2 separate regions of the Mus musculus genome follow, and region 1 is linked to region 2. The links are chromatin loops, found by intact Hi-C in ENCODE. Cell type or tissue: left cerebral cortex. All regions are shown on one strand.

Region 1 (8,000 bases), 100 kb after region 2:
GAAAGAGAGGCCCATTGGACACACAAACTTTATATGCCCCAGTACAAGGGAACACCAGGGCCAAAAAAATGTGAATGGGTGGGTAGGGAAGTGGGGAGGAGGGTATGGGGGACTTTTGGGATAGGATTCTAAGTGTAATTGAGGAAAATACGTAATAAAAAACTATTAAAAAAAAAGAATATTTCTAGTTCTTTCAGAGTTTGGAGTTGAAGAAATAATAGATATGTAAAAATCAAACATATGTCAAAGAAAGATGATTAATTCCAAAGAACCCAAATGTTGCCTAAGAAAGTTATTTTTAATAACTATAATATCTAGACCAACTGTAACATTCTGTGTACAGTTATAATAATAGAATCACATAAAATGAATTAAAGCAAAATTGTACAGAATATCACTAGAACATTCAGAGATATGAATTATATGTATAACATATACATATATAATATACCTATATATTTGTATATGCATGTGTGTGTGTCTTTCTGTCTGTCTGTCTGTTTCCAATCTGTGTATTTCAGGGACTTAAGTCATATTATAAGGACAACATGGATCAATGTTTAAAAAATAAAAAGATTCAGTATAAACATATCATGTAAATATATGATACAACTAAATAGTTAAATGATGTTGAAGACAATTTTGCCTGAAATCTGATCAAGTGAGAGAAGTAGGGTAAATTTTTTGACAAGTGCAATTGTACTGTATATGACATCACTTAGGTTAAACTATCCACATGCTTTGTAAAATCAAAAGAGCTTCATTCAATATGGTTGTAAGATTTGAATCCAATATGTTAGCCAATCATCTTCCCTAAATGATTTCTCTTTAAAAAAGAAAACTATCTATTTACACTTGTGCCTATATTACTATGTATTAATTTATTTGGTTTTGGTTAGTGATGTAACAGGTACTTGCTCAGTCTGTTTATGAACGCAACACAGATGTAGTACATATTGATTACAATAAGAACACATGAAAATCTATGTTTTCCTGGTTAAAGAATCAGCTTTCTGTGGTGCTCACTGCTAACCTAGCTACGAGTTGTTTCATGCTTACCCTCCAAAGACACCTTTCAAATGTGTCAGGAGCTGGTCTTTACTTTTTCCTACTCAGTGTTACTGGGGATCAAACTCAGGGCTATCAGCATGACAGGCAGATGTAGTAAATGGTTTTAATAACAAAGTCGTATCATTGAAATTAAATAATTGGCACTCTGACTGATACTATTTGCCATTCAGTATTAACTCAGTCATCCATACCAAAAGGTAAATAAATAAGAACTTTCTCACCTACATACAATTACCCAAGTAACATTATATATGCATTTCAAGGGACATAAAGAGTGTGCTGTTCAATTGGCAAAGTAGCAGCAGGGTAAAAGGGAACATAGGAGAAGCCAGAGGGGATCGTGGTAGGCAGAACATTAGTGTCAGTTTTCTACTATTCTGTCAGAAAACAGGTTCTAAATTTGATAAGGTGTTCAGTAGTAATTCCAAAAATGAATAAATATGCCAGGGGCTGCCATCCATAACCCTCCAGGTAAAGTTAGAAATCCTGATAAGTTTGCTTCAAGAGGAGAAGAAGATCAGAAAAAGCTTTGTGGCAAATTTCAGCTCACTCATCTAGACTGAAACTTGATGAATCCTATGTGAGAACTAAATCACAGATCTCATTAATCTGTGATAGGAATGCAGCCACATGTAGCTTTAAATATGTGGTATATTTGGGGGAACCTGAGATTAATTACCTCTCAGTGTTCCAGAAAGACTTTGTCATGATTTATTTTCCAACACCAAATGGGCTACCTATTTCCAGTCCATATGGAGACTGAAGAGACTCCTTAGCCCCTCAGCACTTACTAAGGAGAGAAGGGAATCAAACACCAGAAATACAGAGAACGCTCTCATGCAAAGCACTGAACGGGCAGGGGACTCAAGGCCAAATCCTGATCTTAAGAAAATGTGTTATCAGACTGATGGAAAAAGTGACGGAATTAGATTCATAAGACATTCCTTCAATACCAAGTAATAAATATTCATCTTAAGTCTCAAAGATTTTATAACATGACTTGGGCATGATATCGGGGAAAACCACACCACTCAAAATACATTAAGTTCTTGTCCTGCATCTTGTCATTCTATGACAGAATTTATTTTTTTTTTAATTTTTTATTAGGTATTTAGCTCATTTACATTTCCAATGCTATACCAAAAGTCCCCCATACCCACCCACCCCCACTCCCCTACCCACCCACTCCCCCTTTTTGGCCCTGGCGTTCCCCTGTACTGGGGCATATAAAGTTTGCGTGTCCAATGGGCCTCTCTTTCCAGTGATGGCCGACTAGGCCATCTTTTGATACATATGCAGCTAGAGTCAAGAGCTCCGGGGTACTGGTTAGTTCATAATGTTGTTCCACCTATAGGGTTGCAGATACCTTTAGCTCCTTGGCTACTTTCTCCAGCTCCTCCATTGGGAGCCCTGTGATCCATCCATTAGCTGACTGTGAGCATCCACTTCTGTGTTTGCTAGGCCCCGGCATAGTCTCACAAGAGACAGCTACATCTGGGTCCTTTCGATAAAATCTTGCTAGTGTATGCAATGGTGTCAGCGTTTGGATGCTGATTATGGATTGACAAATGGGACCTAATGAAACTCCAAAGTTTCTGCAAGGCAAAAGACACCGTCAATAAGACAAAAAGACCACCAACAGATTGGGAAAGGATCTTTACCTATCCTAAATCAGATAGGGGACTAATATCCAACATATATAAAGAACTCAAGAAGGTGGACTTCAGAAAATCAAATAACCCCATTAAAAAATGGGGCTCAGAACTGAACAAAGAATTCTCACCTGAGGAATACCGAATGGCAGAGAAGCACCTGAAAAAATGTTCAACATCCTTAATCATCAGGGAAATGCAAATCAAAACAACCCTGAGATTCCACCTCACACCAGTCAGAATGGCTAAGATCAAAAATTCAGGTGACAGCAGATGCTGGCGTGGATGTGGAGAAAGAGGAACACTCCTCCATTGTTGGTGGGATTGCAGGCTTGTACAACCACTCTGGAAATCAGTCTGGCGGTTCCTCAGAAAATTGGACATAGTACTACCGGAGGATCCAGCAATACCTCTCCTGGGCATATATCCAGAAGATGCCCCAACGGGTAAGAAGGACACATGCTCCACTATGTTCACAGCAGCCTTATTTTTAATAGCCAGAAGCTGGAAAGAACCCAGATGCCGCTCAACAGAGGAATGGATACAGAAAATGTGGTACATCTACACAATGGAGTACTACTCAGCTATTAAAAAGAATGAATTTATGAAATTCCTAGGCAAATGAATGGACCTGGAGGGCATCATCCTGAGTGAGGTAACACATTCACAAAGGAACTCACACAATATGTACTCACTGATAAGTGGATATTAGCCCAAAACCTAGGATACCCAAGATATATGACAGAATTTAAAGCATGCAGTCCCTCTGGGTCTCCCAAGTATCCCTGAGTGTAGGGAATCCAGCATTCACATTGTCTACCAAGAACAATAGTTATTCACTTTCAATCATGTCCACAATCCCCATAAGATAATGTTGCTTTTTCTCTTCCTTTCTTCTTCCTTTCCTTCTCACCCTTCCTTTGCCCCTCTGCTCTTCCTTCCTTCCTTTTTAGAAAAGAAGGATTACTAATCCTTGTGGCAATTGATGGCTTCAGTAAAAATCAAGTTATTTGACTCATTCCTAAACAAAGAACTACAGGAATCTAAGGAATGACAAGAGCCAGGAGAACAGTATTCCCCAAGGAAAAGGCTCCTGATTACCCAAAATTGCGTGGTCAGTGCTGAAATCAGATGCATACAAACAACATTAAATAATCTGAGTGGGTTGTAGCTATATACTTAAGCATATATAGAATGTGTATAAATTATATTATATACATATCAAAAGAAAGCAAAGGCCTATTTTGAAAGGAAGCAAGGGATGAAGATACATGGGAGGGATTGAGGAAGAAAAGGAAGAGGAAAATGATGTAATTGTATTATATTTAAATTTTTGATTTTTAAAGTAAGAGTTAAGTTTTTAATATGTTGTAGTGGACATAGCATTGTGTGAAAGAAATTAATGGACACAAGTTCCTGGGGTTTAAAATACGTGTGAGAGTTTAGTGAGGAATCAGAGAGAGAGAGAAAAAATGTATAAGGACCAATCCAAGAGCAAATAAATGCTACTTCCAGAAAATATGTCTCCTGTGAATGTTGCCTGGACTCAGGCTGGCAAGACCAGGAGTTGCTTAAGAGAAAGAAAATTCCGAATAGTGGAGGGAATAGAAGGAAGGTAAAAGGCTATAGAAATGTCCTAACAACTTATGGTTAAGGACAAGCAGAGAACAAGGCCTCATCAAGCGGGGGCCTTTTCTTTAGTTCTTTTTGTTATTGCTTAAAAAGCTATCCCAAGTAATACTAGACTCATCCTTTCTAGGGCTCATTATATATATTTCTTCTGTTTTGCTGAGGATTGGTTAGGATTTCATTTCTTTTTGCACGGGTGCCAAAGCACAACATGAGCACAAAACTGTGAGAAATTAAATAGCTCCAAGAGTGTAGGTGGGCCTCTGTGAAATTGGTGCTGAATGCATTTTTAGAAAGCAGGATGCAGGGCTAGAGCCGCTGCACATGGGTTCTATTATTAAATATCTAACTCTTCTAAATTGGGAAGCATAATAACAAGTCATCTCGTGGAGAAGCTGAAGGGATAAACAATACAACCTTACAGCAAAAATAAGACTTTTGTTTTCATTTTCTTTTATAATTGTTAAAATGTCACCAAGGCATCACACTATGGAAAGGTAAAGGATGAATGCTAAAGAAAAAAAGGGGAGATGGTTGCCATACATTTCCCATCTTAGCATTGAAAATATTATGGCTTTTGTCCAGAGAAGCCTACCATTGTCTGTGATTCTGAATATAAATCTACTCCCTTAGATGTGGGTTGTCACTGAGCGTAATCGCGTTGGTAGACCTCCAATCTATTCAGAAGGGAAACAAAAGTAGTCTAGGATCTGAGCAAAAGATGATGCACCAGCACACAGGATACTGTTCACAAAGTCAAGGTTTTCTCAGCTTCTCTATCTTCTGGAATTAATGTAAGGAAATTCACCTACACATCCTTGTTCTTGGACATTAATATCATGACCAATATTTCATAGAACTAAATGCTGTAGTAATACACACTTCATTGATGTAGTTATTTTCTTATATTTTTTCTATCTACTCTGTTCTGCATAGTTCAAGACTGTGTTGGAATATTTATAGCTTTTAGTATATAACATTAAATTATTCTTCCAAAGATTTTGACCAGGGCCTGGAGAGATTTGTTAGTAGTTAAGAGTACTGCTCCTCTTCCAGAGGACCCAAGCTGAGTTCCCTGTGTGCATGTGGAGCAATTCACAACTGTCTACAACTCTAGCTTCAGGGGATCCAAAACCTTTGACCTCCACGGGCATAAGCATTCATGTACATTTACACAGACACACACAATGACACATCATTAAAAATAATTCTTGAAAAGGTGTATACCAAGTGATACTTTTGCCAACAATATATCATTGCCCATGAGCCTTGCCAATAGGGAAAGGTGAGGGCTCAATATTTTCATAGTGTGACTGCTGAAACAGTGTCCCACTGCACTGTGTAGATGCTAAACTTCAGATTTATTGCATCTTATTATAATTAGTTGAAGCTGTCAGGCGATCTGAAAGTTAATAAAAATTTTAAGTTATGACCCATATACCTGGAAAAGAATTATAGATATTATTTAGCCTAGTCTTTCACCCATAGAGAGATTTTTTTGCAGAAATAATTTTAGCAGAAGACTATCCAATTATCTTATCCTGTTCTCTGTGCTTAATTGCCCTTGTTTAGTGTGTCACAGGGCACCAGTGTTTCAAACCCCAGATCTTTGCAAGTATACCTCCCTGCCTCTGCTCTGCCCTTATCCCTCACAGGGATTACTTCAGTAAATTCTTCTGTCACATTTCTGCCTCTATTTCAGTGATTGGTGTCACATGTGGTCTAAAATATTGGCCTTAAAGAGAATGTGATTCCTCTGTCAAATTCTTACAGGATGTCTTCCATTGATTTCAAAAACAATATCTGACCTCAATGGCATAGCATATAATCTGTGTCTCCTTCACACCTGCTCAGCAGCACAAAAGCATGTGTAGATGAGCCTTCATCTGAACATGCCCTGCCTGACTCATCATAGACTAGACCCCCTCATGGACTACTCTGAATCCACACCCTCACTGTGTTCAATGCAGCATTGAATACTACACCATCAGAGACTAAAATACTGTCATCAGATCATTTATCTCACTGCGTTATGGCAGCTTTCAGTTGTTGATTTTTTTCTACAAAGACCTTTTCTCTATAAGGTTAAAGATGTGCCTCTAACTCTGAGTCTCCAAGGACTTTCAAAAGCCATACTCATAGGGAAGTAAATTGATGGTTGTTTGAAATGGAAACTCATAGGTTCTTTGGGAAGTCAGTTGTGTTGGATAGTGTTTTGCTGAGGAGAACACATGAAGGAGTGTTTTCCTGAGGTGGACACAGGTGAAAGGCTAGGCAGACACGTAAAGGAACATTTAGCTGAAGCAGACACAAGAAATAGGATGTTCTGCTAAATCAAGCATGTAAAAGGACACATGATAAGGGATTCTTGGCTAACAACATGCATGTATTGGTCTGCCTTACATTGCGTAGTTGAGCTCTATAGACAGAAATGTACCCAAAAACTTCTGGTGGTATGCTGTAGTTTTTGCTCCTTTTTTAGACTCAAGTTGATTGGCTGAACAATGTCAGCTGAGACTGATACATGTGCTGAGGCAAGACACATTCGGAGACAAGACCCAGGGAGAACATGTGGTGTTTGGAGGAAGTATAAATAGAGCTTTATAGACAGTGATGAAGGCTAAGCTAGGCTTGATTACTGAGCTAGCTGTGCAATGCTTGTTGGTCTCAGATCTTCACTGATCCTTGCTTCCCTAAGAAAGGCACAGCCAAGAACTCTTCCTGGTGTTGGCCCTGATCCCTCCTGCTGACTCACGCTGAGGCTGAGGTCTAGCTGCCACCACTGCTGATTTAGGTTTCCTATCCCAACTCTACTGAACTGGATTGCTTATATATTCATGAAGTGTTTGTGAGTGAATGGAGCTGTCTCTACAAACCTCTGAACTGAACTGCTGGTTTCCAGACAACACAAATGGAAGTTGCTTCAAAGAACTTTTCTAAACAGTTCTACTTCCCCCATATCCTTTCTTTTCTACTACCTCTGGTGGGTGGGTAAAGGGGAGGTTAAAGCATTTAAGAACCATCATTAAAAGTTGTTGGATTAAACAGATGAATGAATGTACTAATCTCTGTCCAATGTCTTCTAGTAAAATCTTTCACTAAACCTTCTATCCTACTTTTTTTCTGACAGTTAATAGCTGGAAACTTAGCTGTAGATACGCCTTAGTAGCTTAGTAGCACTTAACTTATTCCAGAGGACTTGAATTCAGTTCCTTGTCCTTGTGTTAGGTAGCTCACAACTGCCTGTAACCCCAGCTCCAGGCGATCCAATACATCAGACCTCTGCAGGCTCCTGCTCTCATGTACCCAGGCATACATAAATAGAACTAAGAAAATAAATTATTTTAAAATGAGGAGTTACTATTAAATTTCTCCTGCCTGTGCCTGGTCACATCTTCTGAGAAAATGTGAATAACACTGTTAATATGGTTTAGAAGATGCAAAATCAGCATTGTTCTTTGACTTACTAAACTGAAGATTGTACACTACCTTTTCCGTAAGTGTAAAGCTTCTTTATGCAAATAAATAAATATAAAATGAAGCACTGTACAGAAGGCAGGAAAGGAAGGAAAGAAGAATGGAAGGAGGAGGAAAGGAAGGAGGGAACATGAACAGAAAAACGGAGGGAGAGAAGGAGGGACGGAAAAC
Region 2 (8,000 bases):
TCTACTGAAACATAAAATGAACGGTTCTCTAGGTCAGTAGACAATTAACACATAAGAGCAAATGGAATCAAAATTCCACAACTTACCCTCCTCTTAAACACACCTCTTGACACATCTAAATCAGACCGTGAGGAAAAGAACGTTACCTTAGCACAAGTATTTGTAAGAACTTCCACCTAAGAACCTGCAACTTTATCTTGGACTCTCAAAACCCCGCACCTGATTTATTAAAGAACATCTATTAGACTATACAATTGCATGATTAGCCAATCAAAGAAAGCCAAAGGGACAGGTGGTTGAAGGGGGCATTGAAGGTACCAGTAAGTTATATTGTCTAAATTTACTTCTGAGGCCTTTGGCCTGGCATTCTCCACAGTGTCAGAAAAATTATTTTTGTCATCAAGTTATTGCCAGCGTCGTCAGCATTTTCTCCAAACCCTGCTTGGGTATTGCAGAAGAAATTTCTTTGTAGAAATTCACGGCCCACTTGTAAGAACACCCACCAGATCAATCGGAGGCAGGCAATTCGCCTCGTACATTATTCACAAACACCAGCGTGAGGTAGACAGTGCCATTCACAAACGTCAGTGCACTCACAGTCCACAACCCATGGGAAAACAAAGAAGAGTAAACATGGGCGGCGTTCTTCTTTCACTTAGCATGGTTTGCGTCATGCTGGCGATGCAGCACCTTGGAGCTTGAGACAAACAGAATCTCAAGCCCAATCTCCAGAGCACTGAATGAGCACCTGAAACTGGCCGTCTAACGCTGGTGTCTGTATCCCAAAGATTCAGGTAGTACAATATCCTCATGGTAGAATTGAACGCATCATGCACAATTGTTTTGGGATGCCATTTTATCTTCTTTAGCTGGCAAAATCAGAACGCTAAGAAGTATAAAATTTGAACAAGGGGTTACCTGGGGATCTTATTGGAAGTACCTAGCCAAACCCAGCAGGAAAATAGAAGAGTGACATTAGGAAAAAGACATCGGGGAAAACCCCCCACAATGTTTCCACTTCCGTGTGGCCAGGACCAAAATACTATATTTAGTACTCAAAACACCCTGGTCAGTCTGTAAGAAAAGGTTAACTTGCAGCTAATTAACTCAGACTTAAGTCTTAAGCTGGATCATGTTCTTATGCCATGTTTCTCCACCAACAATCAGGTCAGTACTGAGTTTTCTAAGACAACTTCTACTATATCTAGTCTAAGACGTAGAAATTGCTGGTCTCAGACCTCAGGATAAGGGACTGAGGTGCATATTTTACATTCCAAAGCAAACCTGGCCTCCAGGTTCTCCCAGCATCCCTCATTCTCTATCTGGCATACCCTGTCCCCAACCTTGAACTTTCCATCCCAGGAGCTGGGCTGCCCTTCCCCCAGAGGCTCCTCCTTATATAATCCAAACATTTTGTGTTTCTCTCTCTCTCTCTTTCTCTCTCTTTCTCTCTCTCTCTCTGCCCACATGCCCTTTTTCTCTTTCTCTTCCCCCTTCTCCATCTTTCTCTCTCCCAGTGGCGTGAGGGGTCTCTCCTGACCTCCCTCAATCTTTGGGAACAATGAACTAAGCTTAAAACAGCTTCCTAATAAACCTGCCATTAATATAGTCTGATCTGGCATGAAGTGGCTAATTTCACCAGTGGCAAAGAAATGACCTATAAGAAATGTGTTTGTGTCAAAGCTTTTATGTTTAGATTTAGTGTCTTCCCAATCTTAATTAGGATCTGCATTAATAAGAATCAGGTCTGATATACACTTAATATATTTTTATACATTTAAATCAGTATCTGGTCTTTAAAAGTTTTCTTTAATCTCAATTCATTTAAACTGTTTGATAGAGTATTAAATTATAAAATGTCCCAAGGTAATGCATTTTGTTCCCAAAAAATAGTGATAAATGTTATACTGTATACAATTCAAATTATCACAATTAATCTTATTATTTTATCATATTTTTATTAAAGTATACTTTACTTTTCCTCCGACAGTCATAGATACTACTTACACATTTTTTAGACATGGTTTTCCTGTGTATTCCAAGTTGGTGTCATGCTGCCTCGATCTCAAAGGTGCTAAGATGACAGCCTGGGATAACAGACATGCTCATCATTTTTAATAATTGTCACCTTCCCATGTGGGAACATGTACTGCTGTTTTAAAGACACCTCTCTTACTTGTTATCTTGTTTTTATAATCATGGGACTCAAGTATATATTTCTGTTGCATTAATACTTATCTCTGTGAGCTTTCTTTTTATTTAAAAATAATTTTTTGACTTTTTTATTACATATTTTCTTTATTTACATTTCAAATGTATCCCCTTTCCTGGTTTTCCCTCCAAAAACCCCCATCCCCTCTCCCCTTACCCCTGCTCACCTGACCACCCACTCCCACTTCCTGGTCCTGGTCAGTCATAGTGGGATTTACTATGCTTACACTAAGGGAAAAAACATGACCTTTGTTCTTTTTCTATTTTGAATGAAAGGATAAGAACTGTTCACATGGGAAAGGAAGATGGCCATGTTCCATCAGATTTTCATTTTATTACTAGAAAGCATATGCTAATTTTATGATCAGAGTTTTTCTTTCTGTAACCAATATTTGTTACTTTACTCTGAAACCTATCTGAGAAAGACCTGAAAATCCAGTCAAAAATATACACTTCATTTTATATAAGCAGCAGTGTATATGAAGATCAAAAGATATGGTAGTGTCTATACTCGAAGCCCTGCATTTTCTATGCATTGTGACAACTTTAAGATCTCATGAAATGAGACTTAACATGTATTACACAGTTCACTTTTAGGCCCTGAAAGCTACTAAGTAATATTCCAGTCATGCCTTGGCACATGACAAATTATCTCCAAATTCCATGGCTTAGAATCATCACCACTTGACAGTTTGTTACAATTGTATGCAGCAAACATTCAGGGGAGGTCTAAATGAGCAACAGTTTAACATCATTTGAAGGTCTTTCTCAGGAATGGATATCTGGACTGCTCCAGATAGTCCATACTAGCTTTGCTCATATTTCTAGAGCCTTGTTGAAAGTCAAAGTTGAATGGGTGGATCTGGAGAGGTGAGTGCAAAATCTCATGTGGTTACAGTTCACTGAGCCTTACTTGGCAGCTCAGAGTTCCCAGAGAATATGCTCCAAGACACCTAGACAGAAAGGCATGGCTTGTGTTCCCACCAGAAGACTCAGGTGTCATTTCTCTGTATGTACTGACTAAATAGAATATGGATTTTAGGATGTAAAATGGACAAGTTAAACCAAAGGCGTCTGATATGTCTATGTTGAAGTGAAATTGAGCCTAGTCTCTGAAGAGAACATGGGCTCTAGATGGGAAATGGACACTAGTGACCCACTGGGCATCACAGCTGCTGAGAAGGAGCTCAGCAGCCTTGTGCAGTTGGGCACCAGGAGAAAGGAAGATGTTATTAAATCAAGAAGATGTTGAAGAGGTTAAATACTGAAAATCCAGAATGGTCTTATCTAATCATTAAGTTTAGTCCTGCAAGCAGGTGATTTTTCCATCACAGATTGCTAGTGGGGTGGAGAAGCAAAGCATCTCTCTTACAACATTGTTTTCTGAGGGAAAGATTTAGTAACTAATATTTACTTAACACCAACAGAGGGAGCAAAAGAGTGGGGGGAGGGAGGGAGGGAGGGAGGGAGGGAGAGAGAGAGAGAGAGAGAGAGAGAGAGAGAGAGAGAGAGAGAGAGAGAGAGATGCAGGAGGGAAACAGAGACAAAGACAGAGACAGGCAGACAGATAGACAGACACTACATGCATGTAGCATAAAAATGTCCATATTCTATTTCTGGGAAACATTCAAATGTACTGTTATATAAGTGGAATCAAAGTTGTTAATCAGCTAAATTTAGGGCAGTTACCAGAGAACATTTACATAAAGCTAACATGCAAGTTCAGAAGTGGGGGGTGAGGAGAAGATGAGGCAGACCTGGAGAGGTGGCAGGGTGATAAATATGAGTAGCCTCTAAATACTAGAAAAGGAAAGGGGGGGAACAAAGCAGCAGCCTCTCCTCTCCCCCTCTCCCCCTCTCCCCCTCCCCCTTTCCCCCCTCCCCCTCTCCCCCCTCTCCCCTCCCCTCCCCTCCCCCCAGATGATCTCTTAGCGCCTGGAAGAAGGAATGTAGCTACAGACTTTGGTCCGGGAGACCTGTTTCAAATGTCTTTGCTTTCAGAACTGTAAGATAATAGGTGTTGTTTCCAGACATCGTGGTGGTGCTGATTTGTTACAGCAACAATGGGAAATTAACACAAGTCAGGAAAATGTTATGGGGGAGTCAAAGAAGAAACACAGAAACATTTAAAACATTGGCAGACAGTCATTGAGAATGATGTTAGGAAATGATACTGAGACCTACAAATGTATTATCACAGAAAATGGCTGTGCTAAAAGAAGAAACTACAACATGTAAGCAGGTGCACAATGAGCACGCTCCATCTACAGGTTGAAACACCAGATATGTTTTATTTAGTGTCAGTTTTGACAAATCTAGACTTCATTGACCAGCTAGGCACCTGATACATAGTAGACCCTCAAGGAAGAATAAATCCATTCTCAGATCTAAAGAGGTCTGTAAATATCGCAAGGCTCACGATCACATATGGCTTGTTAGATTAAGCACATTAGCAGAGGGAAGACGAGAGGAGGGAGCTAAAATTACTTGGAGTAAAAAAAGAAGTCAAACTGAGATCCAAGTGCAAATGCTAATATATTTCTAGTGAGACATTTTTAACCATTGACAAAGCTTGTGAGTTCCAGTTGGATCTTCATAACATCTTGCAAAGATGCATGGCTGAGATACAGCTGAACACCCAGCAGCTGAGGCACAGCTCTGATTGTTCTGGCAAACCCATAACCCAGAGTAAATATTGTCTTGCAGGAGGATGTGAGGAGGTGGATTAGGCATTGTAATTACCATTTGCTGGGTCTTTGGCATTCTCTTTAAAGATTTAATCATTTAGATGAGACTTAGTATCACTAAAAAAAGAAGTCAATATTTCTGGGAACCAGAGACGGAACACTGCTGATGTTTTCCTTCTGTTCGGCTTTTATATATGCCGACAGAAAGGAGACTTTGCCTGCTAGTTAGTCAAGATGGTGTGGGCAAAGCAATAGAAATAGCCACTTCCTCCAGTTCAACACACTGTGTCCTCCTATATTATCGATTAGAAGGTGGTATTTAAATAGGGTCATGATTTATAAAATGCTACACTAATCTTATTATACTATCTTAATTAATTTCCCAGCCAACACTCATCCACTGTCCTTTGTGGTCTTTCTAAAGTACTTCCATGCAAATCAACAATGGCCAAGGCAGATACTAGAACAGGCTTTCAGATAGGGACTTCTGTTAATCTTCTTTACACTGATTAGCATCTGCTGACATAAACCACTTTAATCCGAGTGCTTGGCATTTGCACACCTTTGAACAAACATTTTGAGGCATTGGTTTGTACGGTATTCCTTTGACACAGGTTACTAAAATTTAGTAGGCAGATTGTCTGAAATTTATACAATCAATACTCCTTGGCATTACCAGGAAGTCTGATTCATCAGGTATATGTGAGGATGGGAATCCATATTTTCATCAAAATTTCTGGGTACTGTAGTCCATAGAGTCAGGAATGTGCAATCAGTGTGGCTCTGCAATCATATATAAATCCATTAAGGAGTTTTGCTCACAGTCTTTTCAGTATGTTCTCAAGCTCTATGGTGTGACCTATTTAGTTCTCACTATGGACTTGAGAAGTAGAAATTATTCTGATTTTCTTGAAGAAAAAAGGTTAAGTAACATTCCTTTCCTCATCTCAGACTGAAATACCCTAGCTGAGTGGTATAAGCAAACAGACACTTGCTTCTGACAGTCTGGATCAGAGTGCCAGGATGGCGAGGTTCTGGTGAAAGCTGCCTTCCTGGTGTGCATATAGCTGCCTTCTCTCCCTGTGCTTGTCTAGCCTTTATCCAGTGCAGGCCTCGAATAGTCCTCTATTTCTCCCCTTCTTATAAGACTTATTGGACCCACCAGCTTGGTCTCCAGCTCTGTTCCACTACTTGATCTTAATAAGCATCTGAAAGCTGTTTCCCAGTACACATATCAGAAGTTAAGGTTTCCGCAAAGGAATATGAGTGTTGAAGGAGTAGTGACACAATTCTGTCCAGATCACTTGTCTAATAAAACTACTATGGGAGTCCCTCAAATCAGTCTAACTTGACAACCTACATCATTTCCACCCTTATCACCGCTCTTCACCATGACTATTAAAAAGGATTAGTGACTGGCCAGCAGATTCCTGAAGTTCACTTTAATGTAACAAGGTTTCTTTGATAAACATTAAATGGAGCTTGGGGAATCCTGCAGAAGACAGGAGGAAGGATTGAAGGAGCCAGAGGGGTCAAGGCCACTACAAGAAAACCTATAAAGTCAACTTCTGTGGACACATAGGGGCTCACAAAGACTAAGCTGGCAACTAAGGAGCATGCGTGGGACAAACTAAGATGTTCTGCACATATGTAATAGTTGTGTAGCTGAGTCTTCATGTGGGACTCCTAAAGTGGGATCAGGGGCTTCTCTGACCACATTGCCTGCTTTTGGATTCCTTTCCCTAAACTGGGTGCCTTGTCTAGCTTCAGTAGAAGAAGATGCCCCTAGTCTAACTATAACTTGATATGCCAAGGCTAGTTGATACTCTTGGGAGGCCTCCTTTTTCTGAGAATGAGAGGATGGGTAGAATGGAGGGGAAAGAGTGAAAATCTTGGAGGAGAACAAGGGGGAAGCTGCAAAGACGGTTGTAAGGCAAACAAATAACTTAATAAAATATAAAACATAGTTTTTATTATAAAAGGCAAAACAAACAAAAAACAATTCTTTTGAATGTGCATACTTTCTTACTGTAACATTTTTAGTAGTGACACGTTTGTTTATGTGGAATCATAGTCCGAGTGTTCCCATCAAAATAAAACCTTAAAACCAACCAGAACATAGCTTCTACTACCTGAGGATACCCATACCTTGTACATTATCAGGCTAAGAATATGTGTCTAGAGAGACCATGGGTTGGAGGCCTTATCACTGTTTTACTGGTAAATAAGTAATGGCTTTAGACTCCTAAGGACTTATAGTTACATGCAGGCAAATCACCTCTCACTCTCCATCTGATAAGCATATATTTGTAGTTGATCGTGATTAACACAATGGCCCAAAGTTGGCCAAGGTGCAGAGTATAAGAAATTGTAGAATACTGAGTCTTACGGGAAACACTTACACTACAACCCAACTCCCAAGAGTTCACACGGGAAGAGGAAAAGAGTCCAAGAATCTGAGGCTGTGGAAAACTTCAAAGAAACATTATCATCCAGACACAGCAGGATGGCTGCATATATTATGACTGCATGTGCAAAACCTGTGTGAGCCCAAACCTGACAAAATTCCACCACAGAGATGGGAGTTGGGCTCACTCAATTGAGGAAGCTAATGGTAATTGTTAGCTGCTGGGAGAGGCAATTTTCTCTAAGAGTGTAGCTCATGGTAAGTCAGCCACTCTCTAATGGAAAACCTCACATTCAAGAATATTTGTGGAGTACAAATTTGTCTTGAAGGATTACTTTTAAGAAAAGAATATCTGGGGGAAATCAACATCCCTGACCTCAAGCTGTACTACAGAGCAATAGTGATAAAAACTGTATGGTATTAGTACTTTGACAGGCAGGTAAGATCAATGCAATAGAACTGAAAACCCAGAAAGAAACCTACACACCTATGGCCACTTGATCTTTAACAAAGGAGATAAAACCATCCAGTGGGGGTGGGGGGGCATTTTCAACAAATGGTGCTGGTTCAACTGGCAGTCAGCATATAGATGATTGCAAATCGATCCATTCTTGTCTCCCTGTACAAAGCTCAAGTCCAAGTGGATCAAGGCCCTCCACATAAAACCAGATACACTGAATCTAAAGAAGATAAAG

The links. Peaks named below come from ENCODE experiments on the same cell type or tissue, not always from the same donor. Only the 100,000 strongest peaks of a DNase experiment are listed, where the experiment ranks them.
Region 1: a loop joins it to region 2, with 8 times the contacts of the local background. A loop is called at or near these places in 2 of 42 quality-filtered maps.

What each region holds. Positions count from the first base shown.
Region 1 is chr6:27,784,754-27,792,753 of GRCm38, forward strand. The region is part of intron 2 of Grm8 (glutamate receptor, metabotropic 8); the gene reads right to left. Among named protein-coding and RNA genes, the nearest start is that of Mir592, 150 kb to the right of the region's middle. In left cerebral cortex, no CTCF peak of the experiment used is centred here; DNase peaks (open chromatin) are centred at 4,600 and 4,983; H3K27ac peaks cover 678 bases.
Region 2 is chr6:27,684,798-27,692,797 of GRCm38, forward strand. All of the region lies in intron 5 of Grm8 (glutamate receptor, metabotropic 8), which reads right to left. Among named protein-coding and RNA genes, the nearest start is that of Mir592, 250 kb to the right of the region's middle. In left cerebral cortex, no CTCF peak of the experiment used is centred here; a DNase peak (open chromatin) is centred at 4,821.